Linked DNA regions of Homo sapiens: all the other regions are linked to region 3. Evidence: chromatin loops called from intact Hi-C (ENCODE). Cell type or tissue: GM12878. All regions are shown on one strand.

Region 1 (8,000 bases), 110 kb before region 3:
AAGACTAAAAAAGAAAGGGAAAAAGATAGCTCTCCCCTGATTCCTGGCCACCGGATTATCCAGGTGTCCGGGCTGCATAATTCCTTTATGCCTACCCAAATTTACTCTCCTCCCAGTACCTGCACTAACACAGTGGGCAGCAGCTCCTTGTTCCAGGTACTAAACTCTTTTAATCTACCATTTTGGTTAGAGGCAATATTTCCATGTTTGACTATGCTACAAGATCAACAGGTATATGTTGTAGTTAGGATAATTCATTTAATTAATTAAAATCCCTACTTCTGAATTATTTTCCTCCCACATTCATTACCTACTAGCTCCTCTTGCTTCTGTATCCACTCCCCACCTTTTTCTCTCTGCTCTGCTCTTCTAGGCTCCTTTCCTTCCCCCATCCTTTTCACCCCTTTCCTACCAAACTTCTTTAAAAAAATGAATGACATCCACTGTGCCATTTCTTCACTGTCCACTCCCTCCTTAGCCCCTTTGCAATCTGACTTCAGTTCTCACCACTTTCCCCGGTCCTTGTCTGCCTTTACCTCTGCAGCATCTGGAATTCATGACAAGCCTCCCTAAAATGCTCCTCAATTGGCTTTTATGACATGCTCCTCACTCTGTGAATGCTGCTTTTCACTTTATTTACTGGTTCTCTTGACTCTTCCTGTTCTCTAACATTTTCTGCAAAGCTCTCAGTCTTGTGATCTTTTTGCTGTCTGCATGTCTCACCTCTAATTTATTACTCAACCCACAGCAACCTGACTTTCATTTCCTACCACTGTCTGATAATTCCTTTTGTCTCTAATTGTCCCTTATATTGGTCTTCTCCAGTGTTCTGTCAGGATCCACTGTTTTTCTCCTCCTACATACTCTCATGGGTGATCTCATTCATATCTGTGGTTTAACTACCACTTGTACGCTGATGACTTCCAACTCCACAGCTTTAGTGCAGTCTTCTCCCTTAAGCTTCAGCCTTCTATATCAAAATTCCTGCTGATATGCCCACCTGAATGTTCCACATGGACCTTAGACTCGACACATCTAAAACAATTATTTTTTTACCCATACAAACTTCCTGCTCTTCTTATATTTATTCTCTATTTCAGTTGGTGGTACCACCATTGACCTAGTTACTCCAGTTAGTCTTGAGAGTCATTCTCTTTGACTCCTCCCTTACTCTGACCTTTAACGTTCAACTAACTACTAAGTCTTGAACACTCTTTACCTTTTAAATATTTATTGATCTCTCTTGTCTCTTATTCACTCTCACAACCCAAGCCTGGGACACCAAGATCTCTTGCCTGGATCACTGCAATAGCATCTTCTTGCTTTCACTCTTGCCTCTTACCATCCATCCTTCTCATAGTCATCAGCATAATCTGTGTTTCCTTGTCTGTCCTTCCATTAGGCTTTAAGCTCCTTGGTGGCAGGAAGCATATCTTACTCATGTTTGTATCCAGAGTTCTTAGCACATAGCAGGCGTTTGATTTTTTCTTTTAGAGAAAAGCCCTCATCTGTCATTTGTGCTTCAGTTTCACATTTCCAACCCCCCTCAGCATACCTCTTCTTGTAGGGTTCACCATTATTTCAAATTTAACATATTTAAAACTTCAAGTCATCTTTTCCCACAAATCAGCATAAACTCACAAGCTCATGGCAATTTTCTCATGGTTGTCAATCAGACAGCCAATAAATCTGTTGATTCTTTTACGTCTCTCTTATTACTTCTTCATGGCCATCCACTTCTTATCATTGCCTCCTTTTAAGTACTTTGTGCTTGGATTACTGCAGCAGCCATCTGGAGGGTTTTCCTGGTTTTACATTTTCCCCTTTCAATGCATTTTATACACTGATCTGAGAAAAAAGATCATGCAATTCCTTGCTCAAAATTCTCTAGTGGTTCAAGATCCTCCATCTTGTACAACCCACTTAATCCAACCTTGTCTCCAGTTTCTCGTGAGCCATGTGAACTAGGCAGACTGTTCTCTCTAAGAGCTTCCCAAATTCCCTGTACAATCCCAACCACAAGCCTTTGATTTATGTCCCTTTTCCACTGTTCAAATCCTACTCACCCATCAAGACCTAGATCAAATCCTACCTTCTCCACTGGACCCTTCTTGATTGAGTCAGGTCCTAATAAGCACCTCCTCCCATTTTCTGAGTTATTATAGCACCTCTGTCTGTGCTTCTTGCCTCAGCCATATGTTGTCTTGGGTTACTGCTTAATTGCTTCCTCTTTGATAGTATCTTCTCTTCAATTAGACTATAAATTCCTGGAGAACTGAGACTATGTGTTACATTTCTTTTTTATTCCCCTTGGTGCCTAGCCGTAAAAACAGAGCAGAAGGCCAGGCATGGTGGCTCATGCCTGTAATCCCAGTACTTTGGGAGGCCGAGGTGGGGGGATCACTTGAGCTCAGGAGTTCGATACCAGCGTGGGAAATATGGTGAGACCCCCTATCTCTTTTTAGGAAAACAAAATCAGAGCAGAAACCAGAAAGTTGAAGGTGAAGAACTTTCTGGATACTCCCAAACTGACTTTTCAGTACGGCTGCTGAAGTTTTCTCAATTACCTTGAACACTTAACACAGCCATATTAAAATGTAAGAACAAAAAATGCTAAATGCAAAATATCCTTTGATTATATATACATACTGCTTTTCCATGCCCCAACACAGATAATTGAAAGTCAGCTCTATTTGTTTTCAGATTTTTGAAATGTTTTAGAATAATTCTCTTGATAGACACAGTTTGGGAACCAGATAAACCCATGAAAGCCTTTCTTCCAACCCTAAGGCACAAGAAAAAGTCACATTTTTTTCCTTACAACAAACATGTTTGGACCCTGAATCCCTGCCCAGGCCTTTCTGGTTTGGGTTTGATACTTGTTTGTCCCTGTTGACAAATATAAGCATCTCAGGTGTAACTGTTACGTGGAACAAAGGTATACATCAGAAGGGCAGTCATGTCTGCATTGTTATAAATTTGCTTTCTTGTAGGGCAAAGAGTTCACTACTCATTGTGTCTTTCTTCAGATTCACAGAGCTATATGATGGCAACTTTTATTCTTTTACAAAGATACATTCCTTCCTCTTTGCACTATTCCTCTATTAGCATTGGGTGCATACCTGTTGACTGTAATTCCAACCCCCTGATACTCTATAGGGCCGGTTGTTGCTGGAGTGGTGGGCCTCACCATGCCCAGATACTGCTTGTTTGGAGACACTGTGAACACAGCTTCTCGGATGGAATCTACAGGCTTACGTGAGTACCTAATAGAGAGATGGATAGGATGGCACCACTCTGCTATTGAGAAGGTGATTCTTCTTCAGAGAGGTGAAAGAGAGCAGGATACTTGATGTTTCAATGTTTTAAAGAAAAATAAAAGATAATTTGAGAAGATTAAGATTTATCACGGATTTTCCTGGTCTCTAATGGCAAACCAGTAGGGGGTGATGTTGGACTGAACATGTACCTTTCTTTCTCTAGAAATGAAGCTGTAGCTAAGTGACACCAAAACAGCCACTCAATTTGATAAAAACAGCTAAAATAGTATTTTGGGTAAAGAAAAAAATTGGCCGGGCTTGTGGGTTTGTGGGAGTCATGTTGAGAAAAGAACTACATAAGGGACTAATATTTTCCATTTTTCAACTAGTTTGTGGAGACGCACTGAAGCCAGCTGCCTCCCAGCTGGCTGCTGTTTGCTGTTGCAGTCCCCTTTTTGAACCAGTTAGGACCCCAGGAGTTCTGGCTTCATCAAATAGCCTCTACAATTTAGCTAGCAATAATCCCTCAATCCAAGTAGCTTGGAATTCTGAAATAATTTATTGCAACTTCCCTGTATATAAAACCCTTAGCTTCTATCAAAACAGACATACTATCAAAGATACCATTTCTTCTCTGCTTCTTTGAAAAGAAAACTGTACAAACCATATGCCATTTGTCTGTTGTTTGTAAGATGCTGGCTCAACTCTTACTCGGTTATTTACTACCACTACAGAATCACAATGTGCCTTTTGCTTATATCATGGTTGAGCAAAGCATTTTTTATGCTACTATAGGAAAAGCATAGAGAATAACATTAAATTCTATATGCAGTTTTCATTTTTCATGGATTTTGTACCAAAAAAGGGAAGAAACCACTTAAGCCCTTAGAAGGGCTTAACTCTGGCAAGACGAGTTCTTCCCAAGCTTCAGCACTGTACTCAAACTAGTCCCTGATGTTATGGTGGACTGTATCACAGTGGGTGGTGCCCTGTCTGACCCCACTTCCCATCACTCATGTGTAGAAACAGGCTTACACAATGGGTCCAGTCTTAGTCAATCTAGCCTGTGCTGCCATGATTAAGGAGGCAGTATGGAACTTAGAAGCTGTTGTCAGAATAAATTTTCTGACATCTGGGAAAGTCTTCAAACTCCTTAGATATGGCAGAGGCCATGGAAGTAGTCATCCAGGAACTGCTGCATTAATATAACTTTGCATATGACTTTACTCTTGAAGTGCAACCCAAGATGAAGTGAAATTTATCATGGAACTGCAATGCAGATTTGGCACAGTATTCTGGACTGATGTAAGCTTGTAGAAGGCTGAAGTCATATTCTGGTCTGAACCAGGGAAAACTCCACACATTTCACATTGGAAATACAAAGTTGAGACCAGAAATTGAATTTTGAGATGTAGACAGCACCTTGCCCAGTGATCAGCTAGAACGAAGAAAATGGAGTGAATCACCCACAGCAGGTGTTTATTAAGCACTGACTGTGCAAGGAAGTTATTGTGAAGCATACAAAGAAGTATACGCGTGTGCTCTCTGTGCTAAAGGAGCTGGTTAATGTGCTTTTCTAAAAGCTAATGACTATGACCCAAATATGACATTAAGCTCCACAACTGAATGGAGATCTGTAGAGAGGTAGCCTCTCCTCACATTGGATATGAAATCAGGACATGTCACATATCTATTAATAAAAAAATTATTTCATCAATATCTCCTTTGTGCTCAGTTGAAACCACTGAGATTCTGGAATGGAAGTGACTCGTGACCCAGTCCTGGAGTGATTCTCCCTACCATACAAGTGGATGGTGGTTGGTATGAGCTATCTCTCTTTTAAGCTGTGTGTTCCCTACCATCAAGATTACTCTACTGAAAGGCTCCCTGAAGACCAGATGCTTGTGGGATGCACACATAGGACTGGCTAGGAATATACTGGCTGGGCATGTGTATTTTAGGAATAGGTCAACCTTTTTTGAGTAAGGGCTTTGGATGATCATGAGTTAATGAGGAAGGCACAAACAAACAACAGTACTGAGCTATCAAGAGAAAGAAAGTCACTGTGAGTATACACAGCAGAAACTCCTTGCAGTTCTCTCCCGCCATGCCTTCCTACTCAGGTTGTAATCAGCTTTTTTTTTAAAAAAAATGATTTTCTCAAGCATGTGTGAAAACTAGCCTTGGACTTTTATTTAAGACTCAACCTCAACAAGGTCTCACTTCATAGGGTGACAGTTTTTAGAAATGTCAAGGATCTTACCTGAGTGAACAAGTGATTATTCTTAATCAAATAATTACCCTTAGGTTCTAAATAAAATTTTAACGTGGCAGTTCCCTATGTAAATCTCTTATCCCAGATTGAGATCATTGGTTAGAAAATAGTACATTCATGTGTAAACACAGCTAGGTGCCCCCACCCAAACGTCAGCTATAAATGTACAGTCTTCATAAAATATTTGTTGAAAGAGTTCTTGGGATATTTCTCATTGATGTTTTATTTTTAAGTGTAGCAATGTTGAGAGAGAGTTGTAAGAATGCATATGGAAAAGACATCATTTTGCCTAAGATATGTAAAGCATGAGAGTTCAGCCATAGTAGCAGCCTGTGAAAGAAGCTGCTGAAGTCAAGCTTTCTTCAAATGACGTCACGTTTCAGCTGAGAGCACAGTAGATGCTGGTTTCTCCATCTCAACCTTTGAGTTAAATTAACACCTTTCTATTGCATGGCCTTTCATTTAAGATAGTGTCTAGGAGGCTGATAGGTGCTACAACTAATGCCTTATTTCGGCCTGGTGAAGAAGGCCATCACTCCGTCTCCTCCTCTTGTGAAACCCTAAGTAAACCTCTCTCAGGACGTTGCTAATGGTCTAGTTCATTTACAAGTGAAGACATTTATTACATTGACATTTTCTCATTAATTTTGCCAGTGAGAAAGGAGCCCAAATCATGTCTCTCCTTCTTTTGCAGCTTATCGCATTCATGTCAGTCTCAGCACTGTTACAATTCTTCAAAATCTGAGTGAGGGCTATGAAGTGGAGCTTCGAGGAAGAACAGAGCTCAAGGTATAATGTCTTTTTGTTTTTTGAGCCAGACTACTTGGATACACCTGCTTCTGGAGAGGTCATGGTCTGCTGAAAGAGTTTACCTGGGAGTCTGAGACTCAGAGCTATAACTTGGGCAGAATCTTCAGCCCCATTTGGGGTTCCCAAAAGATTGCTCCATTTTGCCTCAATTTTCTTCTCTTTAAAATATGGCTACAGTGGGGAGGAGTATTGAGATTTTTTCTGCATTTTTCAGACTGTAAGTTGTATCTTTCTCTCTTAAAGAACTGCACAGAATTTGGCTTTCCAATGAGCTGCACTATTATTTACATTTTCTAACCTACATTTTTTCACTCTTTGGCAGTGCCAGACATTGTTCAATAAGCCATAGTAATTGTGAGTTTGGATTTTCTATTCACTTTCTCAGTGGCCACCCTTCCTGGGTGAAAGGCACCCATTGGCACACTATTTGCAGAGAGACTTTTTCTTTCCCTAAGAAACCAGGAGGAACAAAGTCAGTTTCTATGAAAGGCAAACATTTTGTAGCCCCTTTTTCCCTGTTAGAGTTATCACTAGACCTGAGATATAGGATTAGAATAATTTTAGTTTTCTTTTTTTGCCATTTCCACTGTGTTCTATTTATCTATTTCTGAATGACCAAAGACCACCGGTTGACCCAGTTGTAAAAGAGCTCAGTGATAAAATAATGTAACTCCCTCATTTTCAGATGAAAACCAAGGTCCAGAGAGGTGAAGTAGTTTGAGCAGGGTCACACAGTCAACTGATAGCAGAATCAGGTCAAGACTCAGGAAGCCTGACTTCCTTTTTAGTGACCTTTCCATGACACCATGCTGCATAAAGATGATTTTCTCAGTGACTATTTTTGGGCAAAGCAAGAGCAGGGCACTAAGTGATGCACAATTAGCTTCTGACTTTGGCATTCCTTTTCTAAACAGTGGCAAGTTACATGTAGCTAGATTTCAGATGTTAAAGTTTGGAAGGTCTAACTCTAGTTGACAACTTCCTCCTATGGCTAGTCCTAGTTTTTTCCTTCCAATAGGTCATTAGTATCTTCCAGGAGGTTGGATGAGTCACTTACAAGGGGACAGAGGCTCCTTTCCCACCTCTTGCAGAGAACTCAGACAGTAAAATGTTGGGGACAGGGATATTACTTGGGCAGCGAATCTAACTGTCCAAAGCTTTTGTGATCCTTCTATACATTCTGTCATATTTCAACAGAGGAGTAGAAATGCAGCTTGGTTTCCTGAAGACCTTTTCCTCTGCATTGCTGGGCAGAGGCCCCTCATTTAAAAGCTGAAGGGTTGCCACTTTTGAAACTGAAAAACGAAAATGCATCCCTGTCCCAATGGTTTTTATTGTCCCACAAATTCAATTCAGGAGCACTCACATCTTTGGGTGTTTCAAGTACAAAATCAGGACTTAACTTCAAAAGGGCCCTTTGCAGCTTCATGGTTTCCCCAACCCCAGGGAATTTGGGAACATTTCACAGCAAGTTGGAAGAAGAGCCTTTCTCTGATGCCACATTGGGCCTGGATTATTGTTGTGGCAGGGTCCTTATGAGGAGGAGACATTAAGAGGGAAGAGAAGAGGGCGCCTCAGAGGAAAGGAAGGGGCAAGGGAACAAGGAAGAGGAGAGGAAGTAAGGCCCAAGGAAAGGTCAGGAGAGGAGGAGAGAT
Region 2 (8,000 bases), 82 kb after region 3:
GTGTAGGGGAGAGAATTCCCTGACCCCTTGTGCTTTCTGGGTGAGGTGACATCCCACCCTGCTTCGGCTCACCCTCTGTGGGCTGCACCCACTGTCCAACCAGTCCCAATGAGATGAACTGGGTAACTCAGTTGGAAATGCAGAAATCACCCACCTTCTGAGTTAATCTCACTAGGAACTGCAGACCAGAGCTGTTCCTATTCGGCCATCTTGCCAGCAATCTGGGAAAAACAATATAATATTTTCTACGGTCAGATTGCATGTGTGTGTGTGTGTGTGTTCCATATAAGCTGGAACACACACACACACACACAAACCTGACACCAAAAGTTTTCAGTGGGGAAGAAAATAGAACGGGAATGATTTTTCTCTTTCTCTATCACCATGATTGTTCCCCACTGTTTGTCTTAGCTTTTCCCCATCACTCTCAGTCTCTCTTTCACTCTAAGTTTTTCTCTCTATCTTTCTGTCTCTCTGTGTATATCTGCCTCCCACTCTATTTATTTGTATATATCTCTCTCAGTCTCTCAGTTTCAATCATACTTTCTCTCAATTTCCCCCTCTGGATGTGTATATATGTATATGTGTGTGTGTCACTGTTTCTTGATTTCTCTTTTTTTCACATTCCATCATTGTCACTCATTGTATCTCTTTCTCTCTTCTTTCTCTGTGTATGAATATGTTTATCTCCCTCTCTGTATGTTTATGTGCCTCTCACTGTGTGTCTCTATATATGAGTGTGCATCTATTTATGTCTGTGTTTGTGTCTTTGTGTGTTTATCTCTTTCCATGGGTGTCTCTGTCTCTTTCTCACACCACACTTACTCACTAGGCCTGTCTCCTAGGCCTATCTCCTAGCCATAGAGGAAACAAAGCAATATATTCTGGAACACTGCACCGATTCAGAAAGAAGTGCAGTAAAGTGGAAGCTTGCTAGATAAGCATAGGAACACCTTTCACCCTCATTCTGCTTGTTCAACTCTCAAGACAATGATGGTCTAAATGCAAATTGCTACTGAGGTTTTTTCCAAGGCCATTATTTTTAAATAAGTCAGCAGAGCTATCCTTAAATATTGGACAAAGATGAGGATGCTTACAAAGTATGATTTGAGAAAGCCCACACACAGCAAAATTTGCCGTAATTCTGTCATGCTATCTTTAGTGACTCATTTCATTAGCTTCAACATTGCCTCCTTCTGACTTTTCTCTTTGAAAATGCAAATGTTCTCAATGAGATATTAGTGGCTTATGAGAGGCAGAAGTTTCTTCTGACTACCTAGAATGGTGTGTGCATGCATGTGTTATATGTGTTTGTGTGTGTGTGTGTGTGTTATTGGAGGTGAAAGAGAATAGAAAATGGAAATAAAGAAAATTAAAGAAAAAATAGGAGATCCACTATCATTCACTGGGCAAACTTGGCCAAGTCACTTAGTTTCTGTAGACTTCAGTCAGAAAATGTAGGGAAGTAGTGATAAGGGAGTGGATTAGGTAGGCTTCAAGCCCCTCAACCCCGACTTTAATTAGAAACTCACCCCTATTACCAGGTCTCTGTATTGAGTTTTCAAACAAGATTTTGATTGAAGAAATTTAAAGAAAATAAGTTTGGAAAAAATTACTGGACTAGGTAAACTCTAAGTTCCCTTTCTACTCAGAATGTCTCTGATTCTAATCCTAAAGCCCAAGCATAGGACTACCTCCAGAAATTAGATATAGCTCATTTAAGAAAATGTATAGTAAAAGGGGATGCCAAATAATTTCATTGGTCAGTAATTCTTCAATTTGTATACTTAACTACCTTTGTTGTACTCTTTTATAAATTCCTTTGGTCATTTGACAGATTTATCCATGCTTTCTTGTAAGCATAAATTTGTAAACAAAATCCCATTTTCCTGTTGATTTACATTTTAGAGTCTAAAGTGAATATACCCACAGAAAAGATAAGAGCCTCAATATGAACAAAAACACACTTAGAATGCAGCTTAGCTTCATTTTAAAGCAGAAAACAAAAGAACAAATATTTTTCTGAAAAATATTAGTCTGTGTCTGCATCACATACAATTTGATTATGCCACCATTAAAATATCATGTTAATTTGGCATTTGGGGGAATAAAGGGGGGCACCTGGACATGGTCATCTTCCTAAAGTGTAAAATAGAAATCATATTCTCACCTCCAACAGTCCATAGGACATTTCCCTTTGAAATTTGAAGGCAACGGCTTTCATCTGACTTTGCCTTGAAAGTTGCCAGGTATGCATCACTATTATTGAATCCAGTAGCTTCACCCCATTCAGTAGACTCTGCTAATGAATCCTTGTGTTCTTTCCCATGCATGGTGTTTGTATGAGCTGAAAAGCATAAAAATTCAGAATAGTTGTTGGAAATAGCTTCATGACCCTGTTCAGCATTTCAAGTGACTTTCCAATAAAGTTCCCTTTAAATGTACTTCTAATGGTTTGTAAATAAAAGCTGTTCCCTTATCTCCCCAGCTTTGGCCTGCTGAACAATGTCAAGGAATCTTTCTATGAATCATTTGGGGTAAAGCTGAAGAATCTAATAATTGTAAGAAGTAGTCTCTAATTTGTGGCTTTTAGGAAATGTAGTTTCACATCAATTGACTCTTCCTGTAGCTGAAGAAAATCCCCAGAAATTCATATAGTTTCATAATAAGGCACATCTGTATTCTGAGTGCCTGAAAAGCCCTCTAAGATGCAAGCCAAAATATAATGCAGTGTTTCTTTTTACCAACTACTCACATGTCTCCACATTGTCAGGGATTGGGGGGCCAGGATGCATGATAATTCAGCAATCCTGCCCTCCTAATGATTCAGAGAGACCTTGGTAGAACACAGCAGCTATCTCTTTCCATTGCTGTTTAGTTGTCCAGGGAAAAATATTGCTGAGCTGTAAGAAAGATAAAATGAGGGAAGACTAGTTTGATTTGGTGGAAAATGTTAATGATAAGCTATTTGAAAATAAAATAAGTATTTTTTCAAAATTTTCATACATAATAAGGTGAAACAGGCTAACCAAGGGCTTCCTAATAGGACTTCCTCCAGGGATCTGCTTTCAAATACTGGTAGGAAGTTTAGCTAATTAGCTTAACAATTATAAATAAATGAAGGGAGTACTTTTAAAGTATTGAACAATGCATGGAAATTTTAAAGAATTTTATAAATCTTTGCAGGAAAAATTTGTTTACCATTGTAATTAGCTTGGCAAATTGGCTTCTTAGAGTATAAAAATAAAGTAGGCTGGTTCCTTGATTTTCACCAATTCCAAATTAATGGATTCCAAACTAAGGTCATTTGACTACATGCTGCCCAGCTTGTGTTCATTCAGTTCTTTCCCCTACACCTCTGCATCCCCACCCATAACTAATGTAACCCCAACAGGGTATTTTTTTCATTAATAGTAACTCTTGCATAGAAAGAAATTAGAGAAATGAGTATTTGTTGTTGGTGTTGTTCACCGTTACTCCTTCTGGAAATTGATTGAACAAAGCACTCTTCCTCTAGGCCACGTGACATAAGAAAGTGGGTTTGAAATACTGGACCCTTCTAATGAGATTGTACCTATATCTATGATGAAAAAGTTCTCTTCACAAGCTTATTGTGTACACAAGAGAAATATTAGCCTACTTCAGTGTGAAAACCTCAGCAGCAGCATTTGTATCCCCAAACTGAATGTCCTAATTATAAATGAGCCATGTCTATTTGTCAAACCACTTACAGATCTCTGAGATGTATAGCTTTGCCTTTTATCCTCTTGTCTCAGTCATTGGGATTACTTTATGTACTTGAAAGTAATGAGATTGCATTTTCCTCTCCAAATATCCTATCACTCATACTTTTCATTTAAGGCAGACTGACCTTTCCCCCCAATTAGAACAAATTAGTGACGTTTTACTTCATCTCAAAACCACTGAGCCATTGTAAGGGCAGAGTCGATGATGGGGCCCTAATGGGGCCTTGAAAGATGAGCAGGAGAAAAAGGAACAGAGAAAGCAGGACTAAAAGAAGTAGGGGTAGGGATTCAAGGGATGGTGAAGAGGGCAGGTGGTAGTAGTAGTGTGTAGGACTCAAAGGAAAGTAAAGTAAATGAGGGTGGGGTGACCTGGAGACAAAGGAGAAAAGCCTAGGGATTGCAGAGCAGGTAGGGTGTTAAGACTGCAAAAGAAGAAAAACAGACAGACAGGTTGTGAGGTACATTGAGCCTCAGAATGGGAGGACACAGGAAGAGTAGTGAAGGGGCTGCCCCATCTGCTTATAAGTGACTCATTTGCTCCTGCTCTAAGCAGGACAAAGCTCTAGCTTACTAACTGGCTGTCAGTATTTCTGTCTTACTGCCTTTTCTCTTTCATTAATAATAGTCATACATTAGGATAAATAGGTAGATAAGAGGTTGCCCAAGGAGCAATAGTTTTGTTAAAAAAACAAAGGATGGTATCAGAGTCAGACAGTTTTATATTAGATTTACTGTGAAGTCTGGCAAGCTATCTAATTTCTCAGAGTTTCACTATCCATATTCATAATTAAGGGCAAAAAATGCTACTCTCTAATGTTGTGGCTAGTATCAAATTAAATCTTGTATAGGCAAGGGCCAAGCACAGGGTCTGGCATGTAGTAAAGGCATAATAAGTTAGCCCTGGATACTCGCAACAACTTTTACAGATAATACAAAACCATGTGTAGCCCTTCATTGGTACTGTCAGATAAAAATTATAGGAGTCCATTGTTTTGGACTAAGCTTCTGCACTATGCCCCAACGGACCAGACTAAAAACAAAATGGAGTCACCCACGCTAAAGTTCCACATTACCAAACACGAACTAAGTTGTTATCTGACTTTCCCAGAAATCAGGAGAAAGAGGTAACTGCCAGTTTCACACACAAGCCAGTTTAAATCTTCAATTGGCATCATGATGAAGTTCCCTCTCCTTTTATCCTTACCAAAAACAGGGTAGCTTGAAGTAATCAATGTTAACTAATCAGTTATTTTTCTACTCTTCTGTCTCCCTGTCCTCATCTTATAAGAAATGCATCTTTGAAATAACTATTACTCTTGTTCTTTCCTTCTGTTTTCTTCAGCCCTTCTCCATCTATAAACTTCTTCTCTTCATCTTATTTGAACACTTACTCTATTTTATGAATTAATGTCACCCAATTCTAAGATCATAAATAAAGCCAATTGAGATCTTTAAATGAAATTTGTTGTAATTTTTTCTTTTGACCCATCCGGAGGCCCTGAAGGGATGTGAAAGAGACTGCTGAAGACCTGAGACCCCTTGAGGAACACAGGAAAAGGCACTGCTAAACCCATTTTCTGGAGGGCATACTCTGTCTTCCTCTTGGATCCCCAAGAGTTTTGAGTAAGTTTCTCTCAGATCTGAGCTCTGCTCTCTTTTGCATTTGAGCTCTTTGATATACTCAGCTTTGAGTGTACTAAGTCTAGTTTGTGCTGTGAGAGAGTATTTGATTTTGTGATACCTAGGATTAGTTTGTGCTGTGGCAGGGCACATGACTTTTGGATTTGTGGTGGCTGACAAGTCACTGGCAATGGCTGCATATTTTGCTGTCTCTTTGGAGATGTCTTCTGTATGGTTCCATAAAAGGTTTGAGTTAAGCTCGTAAGAATATGGCTGGACAGAAATGTAGGTTGCACCCAAATTTCGGCTGGCATATGGCCAAACAGAAATTTGGATTGCACTCCATTTGCAGATAGAGTAAAGGACTGCAGTTTTAAAGGTAACTGACAGCAGTTGCAGTAAGTGGTTATTACTGTATGGGGCATAAAGTCTGGCTTTTGGAATTTGCAGATATGTGGGATCTTTTTTCTTGCAGGCTTACTTAAGGGAGGCCTCAGATATCTGACTGCTCAGACAGAAACTGGAAAATCATTGGTGAAGTTGGTAAAGAAGATCTTAGATCTAAAGTCATTTGGGGTCTGAGAGACCCGAGATCAAAATAAAAATGAGATTTTTAATTTTGAAAGATCTGAGTACTCCATCTTCCATTAGACTTGCCCCTGTTTTTGTGTATAAGATTTCTGGCCTTGGAAGCTACAAATATTTATGAAACTGGCAAAATCTTCCAAAAGATAATTAAGAATTACCATGGCCATTATGTGGAACATTCCAGATGAACAAGTCTGTAAGAAGAGCACTTGAATCCCAAGCCTCCCAAATTACACAGAAAGAACAGGATTCTTGTTGGCATTCAGAAGCTTCAAAGAGACAATAGAATTTTAACATAGTTTTTTAAAAAAGATTCATTGCAAAAACCTAATAAAAAGCTAAAAATGCAAGGTATTTACCATACGAAGGATGATAGAACTGACATGACTCCTACCACTCCCCTTTATCCTACTTTGCTTGAATATTCACAGTGTACTCCTGAATATTCACAGTCTACTCTCTGTCTGAATTTCCTTTCTTCTCTGAAAAAAACAAACATTTTTCTTATAAGACTAGAATTACCCCAAAATTGGAGACAATCCCCAAGTGACTTACAGTCCCCAGACAAAAATGGAGCTCAGGGCCATAATTTAAAAATACCCTAAAATTAAGGAAGACTTTCAAAAGTTATCTAAAGGATTCAGGGTCTTAATTATAACTTATGACCCATGATACTTGCTCTATACCAACTAATACACATGTTAGTGGGACCTGAGAAAGCCCAAAAGTGGATAAAAGAGGCAGAATATTATTCTCTTGAGAATGATAGCAAGGACCTGACAAGCCCTACTTGGTCTATTTATGGCCCAGGCAAAATCCAAAAGATCTTAAATAACCATTTGAAAGCCATTCCCAAAGTGTTTCAGTTCATGGCAACCAACAACCTAGAATAACTTTTAGGCCTGCCCCAGGGCACTTTTCCAATTAATGACCCCTAAAACACCAGTTTCCAAAAAATTGTTGCCATTCCTAGAAACAACTAGGACACTGAAAGAGGCATTGTCCCCAGAGATTTTGAGGAAAGCCCCTAAAAGAGGCTGCCCACCTTCTGATAATCTTTATGTTAACCACCAGGACCAAAGGTCCTCTGGGGGAAGCTCCAGTAAGTTTCTACCAGTTTTTCTTTGGCCTACTCATTAATGAGCTTCAAGTTGAAGTCTAGCTAAGAAACAAGAAAAGTTGAAAAGACTGCCTATCAAATTAAATGGTCTCCAAAAGACAACTTCCAGACAATTAGGTAGCTACTTTGAAACTCTTTGTAAAAGAAATTTACATCTGTATGGGAAATCTCCATTTGTAAGGGTATTTCCCTCTTTGCACCTAAACCACTAGAAACTTTTACAATAGTAAAGATATTGGACTTAAAGTTCACATAACAAACCTTACCTTTGTTTAAGGTACTTCTCTGATCATCTTGTCTTAATTTGACCTTTACATATGCCTTTCTTTTTCTTTTGGCAAATAACAGTGTTTAGATCTGAGTTCTACAAATTATTTAACTTGTTTCATCTGGGAAGGCATCCCTTTGAAAGTACAAATTCAGGGTTTCCTAGCTAGCAATTTCTTGGGGCAATGGAATAGGTGATTGAAAGAATGTCTAACATTCACATGCTGCAAAAATGGTTAACGGGGAAATAACATGAGATAAAAACTAGTTTTGTTTAATGTCTCATAGAACTTTCATGAATAGTTTAAACATAGTTATTAAAAACAAGTAAAATAGCTATAGATGTTTATAGATAAACTCTTCAAAGTTTCAAAAATATTTTTGGTAACTTGAAACCTTAAAGTGAAATTAAGTAATAGATACTCATTTTCATGGACGTCTGTGTGAAGAGACCACCAAACAGGCTTTGTGTGAGAAATAAAGCTTTTAATCACCTGGGTGCAGGCGGGCTGAGTCCGAAAAGAGAGTCAGCAAAGGGAGATAGGGGTGGGGCCGTTTTATAGGATTTGGGTAGGTAAAGGACAATTACAGTCAAAGGGGGGTTGTTCTCTGGCGGGCAGGAGTGGGGGTCACAAGGTGCTCAGTAGGGGAGATTTTTG
Region 3 (8,000 bases):
GCCCACCAATGAGGAATTTCATATAGAATTGTAACAATGTTAATTATAATAATACTCTGCATAGGTTTATGATTAAGATCCTGCAGCATCTCATCCCTCATATGTTTCCAAGGCACATTTCTTTTTTAATACAAGTATCTTTTTCACCTTATGAATGTTAAGTACTACAATGGTTTCTTTTGCACATTTCTTTTCTTGAAAATAATGTTTTAAAAGCTTGTATTCATTAATTTATAGAAGCATGCTTTACTTTTAATGACATTGTATCCAAGATGTTGCTAGCCAAGCCTTAACTGTGTTCCTTGTTTCTGTCCCTCCTTCCACTTTTTTTATGTCTTGTAATTATAAATAATGAAATGTTAAACTAGACTGGATTGCATTTAGAACTTTCCCCAAAGGCCCCAGCAAAGGACCTGGGGATGAGCCAGTGTTTCACAAATTTGGTTTGGACATGTACACTAGAGGTTTCCCAAGTCTCCATTCTGCCAAGTTGGCCTAGCAATCTCCCAAGAATCACTTGTCCTGCTGTGTTCTGCCCCATGGACTTCCAGGGGATCTATTCAATTGGGCCCTTGTGTTCTAAGAGGCCCGGGTATTCTGATATCTGAGGCGTAACTAAACAAACCCAGCAGGGGATGGGGAGCTGCCTGGGTTACCACCATAAGAAGAGCTGTTCCCCTCATCCATCTCTCATCACAGTTCCAAGAAAACATTAAGCACCTGGTTGCAGAGGAGAAGACACATTGCCTGGACTCTTATGCCTTCTGTTCTGTAAGAGCCAGGGGCACACTCAACTAACAGACACACTGACACCAACAAATGACTGGAAAATACAAAAATGGACAGCATTAAATGGTGGTGGTGATGGTGGTAGTGTGTGTGTGTTTATGTGTGTGTGTTTTAAAGCTATATAAATTGAGATTTTCTTTCTAGGCCTTCTAGCTTTTTCTAGAAGAATTAGGGCAGGGATGGACGTAACTTCAAATTGACTCTCAGCCAGTACCCTTCTAGGCCCATGTCTTTATGCTTCCTCCTCCCTTATCTCTTTTTTAAAAAGGAAAAGAAAGTCCTGTGGGAAGGCCACGTGCTGCTGTATTTTTACAATTTTATTTAGTAGAGGCAAAGATGTAAGCATTTTACATGTGCTGTCCCTTCTCTCCTGCCACTCTTCTATTTCTTCCTCCTTCTGGTGTCTTTTTCAGCCCCTTTATTCCTAATTTATCTCTGTTTCAACCTATTCTCTATATTTGTTTCCTAACCCCTAAAAACATCTCTTTCTGGAGATGATAGCTGGGTGGTGGGATGCGAGAGGAAGACAGAGGGAGAAAGAAAGAGAGAGAGAGAAATGGGACAAAGATGGGCGGAGACTATGGAAAGGCAGGCATTCCTCTCTGTCCTAGCATGCATCTTCTCTGACTTCCCTTCATCTTCAGAGAAACTAATACTAATAGGTACCATACAATGAATACTTAATATGTGCAAGTGGTTTCAATACATCATCTCATTTAATTTTTGTAATGACTCTGCAAGCTGGTAACATTGCTCCCATTTTACAGATGAGAAAACTACAAAGGTTCAGCAAGGTGAATCAAGTGGAGTTGGACCACTAAGATTTGAATCCTGGCTCTGCTATCTACTAGCTAAATGAGCTTGGGCATGTTGCATTTCTCTGTGTCCCAGTTATCACAATTACTCTACTCTAGAAAGGTACATAGCATGTGTCATCCTTGCTAGAAACTCACATTGTTCATCTGCTAAACTCCTATGCACCAACTTGCTGATAGAAGGGAACCATCCCAGATGCACTTCAGGATACTTCTTCTCTTCCCACGTGGTTTGTGCATATGGACAAAGATGTTTGGAAGACTTGGTTGGTGGGCATTTCAGGCCATTCATTCATTGCACAATTAAACCAAAAAACAACTACTTGTTGTGGATCATGCAAAGCACTGAGAAGACAGTAGTGAACGACAATACATGGCCCTTGTTCTTATGGAATCACACAAATAAATGCAAAATTTTCATTGCAGCAAGTGCTACAATGGATCCAATGGGCAGGAACATAGTAATATAACTGAGGGAAACTTGGAAAACTTCCTTTAAAAAGTGATGATGGAGGTAACTTCTGGAGAAAGAGAGGTAGTTGATTCTTAAGGAGTGAGAAAGAGCTTTCCAGAAAAGGAAATAGCTTGCACCTTGTAGTAGGAGGGAGTGTAGCAGATATAAACTGAAGACAGATGAGTATGTCCAGAGTGCAAGGAATGCGCAGTATGTGGTAGGGTACTGTCAATATGTCAGGCTAGCAGGTACCTCTTTGAGGACTCAGGTATGTGTGGCACTCTTCCATCATACTATATAAGCATGGAGATGGTACACCAAAGATTTTCTAGGGCAGTCATGAATTCAAATTCCATAGTGTTGTTGCCATAAGCACATTCATAGTGTCAGTTTATGTGTTCTAATTTAAAGCTGAGAAAAGAGGGTAGCTGTATGCCTTCTCAGCTCCCCGGGGATGTCTATTTTGTGGAACAAATGGGTGGGCCTCAAGAAGTTTCAAAATAGAGAAGGGGTACTAAGACTCAGTATACCAGGGAAGAGGCAGTTACACTAGGTGGTGGCATTGGCTAGGCATCTTTCTCATTGGTTCCTCATCACTTTCTGACTCCCTTCTTTATTCTCTATTACCCCAAAGCCCCACCCCCTTGAAGACTGGAGTGCTGGTCAGGTGGGCCAGCATCAGGGTAGGATTTCCATTTGTGGCAGCTTAAATTAGTCAAGGTAATGAGTTAGAATTTTAAAGAGCAAGAAGAGCCAGGGGATGATGACAAGTCTGTTCTTAGAAAGCACTAAGGGTCAAAAGCTGAGTGTGGCAAGCCTAAGGGGTGAAAGCAGGGTCACAAACAAACAGGAGACAGTTCCAAGAAGGACTGGAGTCAGGTGTGCAAAGGAACAGAGAAAGAAGTGAAGAGCAAGAGTAGGAGTGAAGTGAGACGGTTCAAGGCAATTACCTCAAATGAGGCCCTGAAAGCTGGGACTCATTTTCTTTGGCTGTCTGCCATGTAGTATGTGGGTGAGTTGGCCCAGTATAATGGCATGGGTCTGGGACTTCCCCGATTTGCTCAGGGAGAAGTTATGACTTGCCTGGGAGCATTCTTGAGGTAGAGGGCTGGTTCTCACCAGTACTTTGCTAATCCACAACCTTTCTCTTACACCAGCTCCTGAAACTGGCCAATGTGGAACTGAAAGTTTCAGCACCTGCTCTTCCCCCAGCCTCTGGTTGGCATGGGGCCATGGGGGAGGATATGAGTAGGCTGGGCTTAACCAAAATACTGGAAGCCACCTACCTCCTGTGTGGGCAGGATTAATAGGAAAGAGAAGACAAAGAGTTTCACAATTTCATGAACTGTAAAGAGGCTCAGCAAAGTCTTCATGTACTTAGTAGGGTGGATGTAAGTTGAGAGGCAAAAGTATTCAGTGATTAAAGGTGTTAATCTTAAAAGCATACAATCTGAATTCAGATCCCAGCTCTGCCACATGATGGCTGTGTGATCTTAGGTGAGTCACTCAACCTTTCTGTGTCTCATTTTTTCTACAGTAGGAAAATGAGGATAATGATATTTGTCACCTAAGATTGTTGGACAGTTTAAGTGAAGGAATGCATGTAAACTGCTTAGCACTGTGTCTGGCATATAGTAAATGTTTAATAAGTAGTAATGGTTATTTTTACTGGAAGAAAGCTGGATAGAATCTCCTATCTGAATGATCTCTCCAAGTGCTTGAAATCTACAGGGGTTGGGATGGTGTTTAGTAATGCAGAAAAATGGCAAGGATGGAAATCATTACTCCAATTGTTGGGTTAAAGGTGCATTCTAGATGTAGGAAACTCCTAAATGGGAACTCAGCATAGATAAACCAGGGAAAGAAGTCATATTGTTGCATAACATGTACTAGCAGAGGTTTAGTCTGATGGCCCTTGGCAGTAGCCCAGGGTTGACCCATTGATAGGTAGGTCTGGGACTTGGCTGGGCAGGGGATAGCTGGAACAGCCAAGAACAGGCAGAACCAGAGGAAGAATGCAAACCTTTGCATGAGAAGCACTGAAGAAACAAATGAGAAGACTTGAGATGATCATGTCTGGGATAGCAGTGTGAGGATGGACACAGGATGCATAGCCAAGTTCAGAAGGCATGTACCTACAGGGACCAGTCCAGAGGGAATGAGGAGCTAGAGCAGCAGCAATTTGAGTAGGTTCACTGTGACTGCCATGAAAGGGTCCCTGAGGGCAGGTATTTGGCTTTATTGGCTGCCAACTCAGTAGTGTGTGGGTGGGGTGGCTTGGGCTGGTTGGTATGGACTGTGGCAGAGAGTAATAACAATATTACTGCCAGGTGGATATAATTTCTGTTTTACAGTGGAGAAAACTTAGAATTAAAGGCATCAAACAATTTGTCTTACATAGCACAATTAATCGTTAGCAAAGATGGGAATATGGGAATAATCCCTAAGAGAACATCTGAGGTAAAATGAACAGTAAAGCAAAGTTTCCTCATGGTGGCAGGGGTGGCATGGGGGCAGAAACCGTAAGTACAAGAGAATGTAGGCAGTTGTTACTCTCCCTGAGACTGTGTATATTAGAATTGCTGCATTATAAAGAATGTAGTATGATTTAGTAGTTAAGGAGTGCTTTCTGGAGCCATATTGCTTAGACTCAAAATCTGGCTCCTCCACTTACCAGTTGTATGACCAACTGTATGAGCAAGTGACTTAATCTCTCAGAGCCACAGCTTTCTCATCTGTAATGTGAACAAATGGTAGTACCTACTTCTTATGATTTTTATGTGATTTAATTAGTAAAGCACTTAGAAAAGTACCTGGCTCATAATGGGCACTATCTAAATTTTACCAATTAATAAAATAATAATAATTAGAGCAATAACAAGGACTAGTTTAGATAATGCATATAAAATACTTACCACAATGCCTGCACATGGTAAATGCTCAACAGAAGAATTATTATTATTACTATAAATACTCTACAGCAATAACAATTAGGTAAGCATTGGTCTCAGGAGGAGTTAACTAGCCTCACAAACCCGTGGTAGACAACCTTTATTCTAGAAATCTGAGAAAGACCCATTCTTCTCCTACAAATACAGCTCCTTCTTTCTATATTTATAAAACTGCCAAATAAATGAACTGTCCTAGGAGGTATAGTGCTCCCATCATAGCAGGCACTAAAGCACAAGCTAGCTAATTGCTAGGCAGGGTTGCTGTATAGGATACTGACAGACAATAATAACAATGATAGCTAACAGTAACATAGGTACTCCTAGTATCCCCATTTTATGGATGAGGAAACTGAGGCAAAGAGCACTCAAGTCCTTTGCCTGAGATCACATAGCCAGTAAGTAGCAAAGGTCCCTTTCAACCCCCTGACATCCTCTTGTGAAACATAGTAGATTCAGTCCCCAAGACTGTAATATGAATAATATTATTGGCTTCCCTTTTCTTCTTGTCAGGATGAAAGGAAGTGATGGTGAGTACTGGATTAGAGCTATAAGATTTAAAAGAGGAAAAATATAAAAGAAGACAGTAGGGCCAGTGGCACTTCAACAGACAAACTTTATCAACTCACATCTTTAGGGAGGTAGCCTCAGTATATTGAACCTAATCTCATGAGATCTGAACTGCCTGAGCTCTCTCTCCCAGGAGTCCTCAGGGGATTTTGAGATTAGAGCTGGCCCAGAATTACCAATTGGAGACACAAGTGCCCACACAAAGTTGTTCTGCCTGTTCCAGGTCTGTAGGGAGCTGACTCACATTTTGCTTACTACAATGGGCTCTATTTCAGTATCAGCTTGATCTCTTGCCAGAGCTGTGTTCAAGGAGGAGAGGTAAGAGAAGAGAGGGGATTCCTGGCCTGTGGGATGGTTCAGAAATGGGAATAAGGAAGTCATATTTTCTCACTCAGGAAACAAAGTGGCTGGAACAAAAAGTTCAGGTCAGACAGTAGCAAAAGCTGAGGGAAGACACTAGCAGGAACTGAAGGAAGTTCAGTAAGGAGGGGTTAGCTAGAGAGGACTTTGACACATAAGTTTGGATCTTCTATTCCTGCACCTATTCTCTGACATCAACTGGGTGTCCTATGATTCAGTTCAATTTGAGCACTAACTACCTTGAGTATCTGAACAGTGGAATGACATCCAAATACTCCAGAAAGATTCTGGCTGACCTATGCACACTGCACTACAGTGATCTGAGACAGCAGTTCAAGGAGATTTGAAGATAGAAAGGTCTCTGAGAGGCTATGCGATAGCCCAATCTAAACGGAACTAGTTGGTAAGGGGATGGAAGCCACAGGAAAAGAACTGGAAAGAATGGATAAGAAAATAAGTGGTTGACACCATGGAAAACTGCTTATTCAGTTACATCTTTATTCAAGATAAGTCCTCTGTCTAGAACCCACTTCTTACATTCCTTCACTTGACTAACACTCATCCTTCTAAACTTACTCCATTTTCTGTGAAAGTTTCCCTGGTCTCCCAGATTGTATGAAAGTGACTTGTTCATGTATCTATTTTGTCTACAATATTTAGAGTTTCTTAAGGGTAATTTCTCTTTCTTTCTTTCTTTCTTCCTTTCTTTCTTCCTTTCTTTCTTCCTTTCTTTCTTTCTTTCTTTCTTTCTTTCTTTCTTTCTTTCTTTCTTTCTTTCTTTCTTTCTTTCTTTTCTTCTCTTCTTTCTTTCTTTCTTTTCACCAAATATTTCTTGAATACTTACTACAGTGCAGGGAAATAAAGAAAGAACTTGGGACAGACATTCCACCTGATTCTGGTGACACTGGGTTTGGAAATTGATTGGATGTCTTATGTGAAGCTATCTTAGTGACTTCCAGAGAAAATAAAATCTTTTGGTGTCACTAGCATAGAGGGTGTGGTAAAATAAAAAATATATTTGGGAATGGAATTTCCCAAGTGATAGGACTGTCTTTGTTACAATAATGAGGTGACTCATAGGGAGTAGAACTGGGTAGCTTCAGGATGATGGTTGGTTGCCAAAAAATCAGCTTTATTATTAGAAAATTGGGACTGAACGAAGGAGATATTCAAGGAGGTTACAGATTGAGTTCAATCATGTGGTCAATGATTTAATGAATCATGTCTACTAATGAAACCTCATATAAAAATCCTGGAACCATGAGGCTTAGAGAACTTCAAGGTTGGTGAATACATCAATGTGCTAAAGAGGAAGACATGCCTAGATTCCATAAGGAAAGGGCATGAAAGCTCTGCACCACTCCCCTCCCCAATGTCTTGCCCTATGTATTTCTTCATTTTGCTATACATCTGTATTATTTATAATAAAATGGTAGTCACAAGTGCAGCACTTTCTAGCAAATTATTTAGCCCAGAAAGAGATCATGGGAACCCATGTACTTGTAGCTGGCCAGGCAGTAGAATGAGTTGTTTGGGGAAAATGATATTTGTGGCTGGTATCTGAAGTGGGGACAGTCTTTTGGGACTGAGCCCTTAACTTGTGAGCATCTACACTAACTCCAGATTGTTGATGTCAGAATTGAAAGACTTTGCCCTTAATCTGTGGAATCTGTACTAGTCACAGGTGGTTATTGCCAGAATTGAATCGAATTTTGGGATACCCAGTAGATGTTAGAGAGTTGGTGCAGGAATACTGAGCAGTTGAAATCATGTGTTATTGAGTAACCTCACAAGAGTATAGCGGTAAAGGGTCCAGAATGGAGCCTTAATTGGCTAGTGATGGTACAGTGATAAAGAGAAATATCCACTATTCATGAAGGACCTTGATGTCACTCTTTAGTGTATTAGTCCTTATCCAAGAGCAGCTTCAGTTGGACTTTATGGTAGGCAAAATAATGGCCTCCTGAGATGCTTTTCATCCTAATCCTCAGAACCTGTGAATATGTTACTTTATATGGAAAAGGAGAATTATGATAATATATGGAATTAAGGTTAACCTTAAAG

The links. A loop is a pair of places that touch in the nucleus more often than their neighbours do. Peaks named below come from ENCODE experiments on the same cell type or tissue, not always from the same donor. Only the 100,000 strongest peaks of a DNase experiment are listed, where the experiment ranks them.
Region 1: a loop joins it to region 3, with 4 times the contacts of the local background. A loop is called at or near these places in 2 of 110 quality-filtered maps.
Region 2: a loop joins it to region 3, with 4 times the contacts of the local background. A loop is called at or near these places in 2 of 110 quality-filtered maps.

The regions. Positions count from the first base shown.
Region 1 is chrX:109,380,442-109,388,441 of GRCh38, reverse strand. It overlaps GUCY2F (guanylate cyclase 2F, retinal), which reads left to right. Exons shown (of 20, transcript NM_001522.3): 16 at 3,160-3,258; 17 at 6,230-6,324. Among named protein-coding and RNA genes, the nearest start is that of GUCY2F, 98 kb to the left of the region's middle. In GM12878, a CTCF peak has its summit at 3,453 (motif pointing right); no DNase peak of the experiment used is centred here.
Region 2 is chrX:109,183,929-109,191,928 of GRCh38, reverse strand. No RefSeq gene overlaps it. Among named protein-coding and RNA genes, the nearest start is that of GUCY2F, 290 kb to the left of the region's middle. RefSeq lists enhancers at 6,862-7,429, 7,997-8,000. In GM12878, no CTCF peak of the experiment used is centred here; DNase peaks (open chromatin) are centred at 4,026 and 7,028; H3K27ac peaks cover 390 bases.
Region 3 is chrX:109,266,331-109,274,330 of GRCh38, reverse strand. No RefSeq gene overlaps it. Among named protein-coding and RNA genes, the nearest start is that of GUCY2F, 210 kb to the left of the region's middle. RefSeq lists enhancers at 2,731-2,950, 3,031-3,330, 3,441-3,490. In GM12878, no CTCF peak of the experiment used is centred here; a DNase peak (open chromatin) is centred at 3,160; H3K27ac peaks cover 1,209 bases.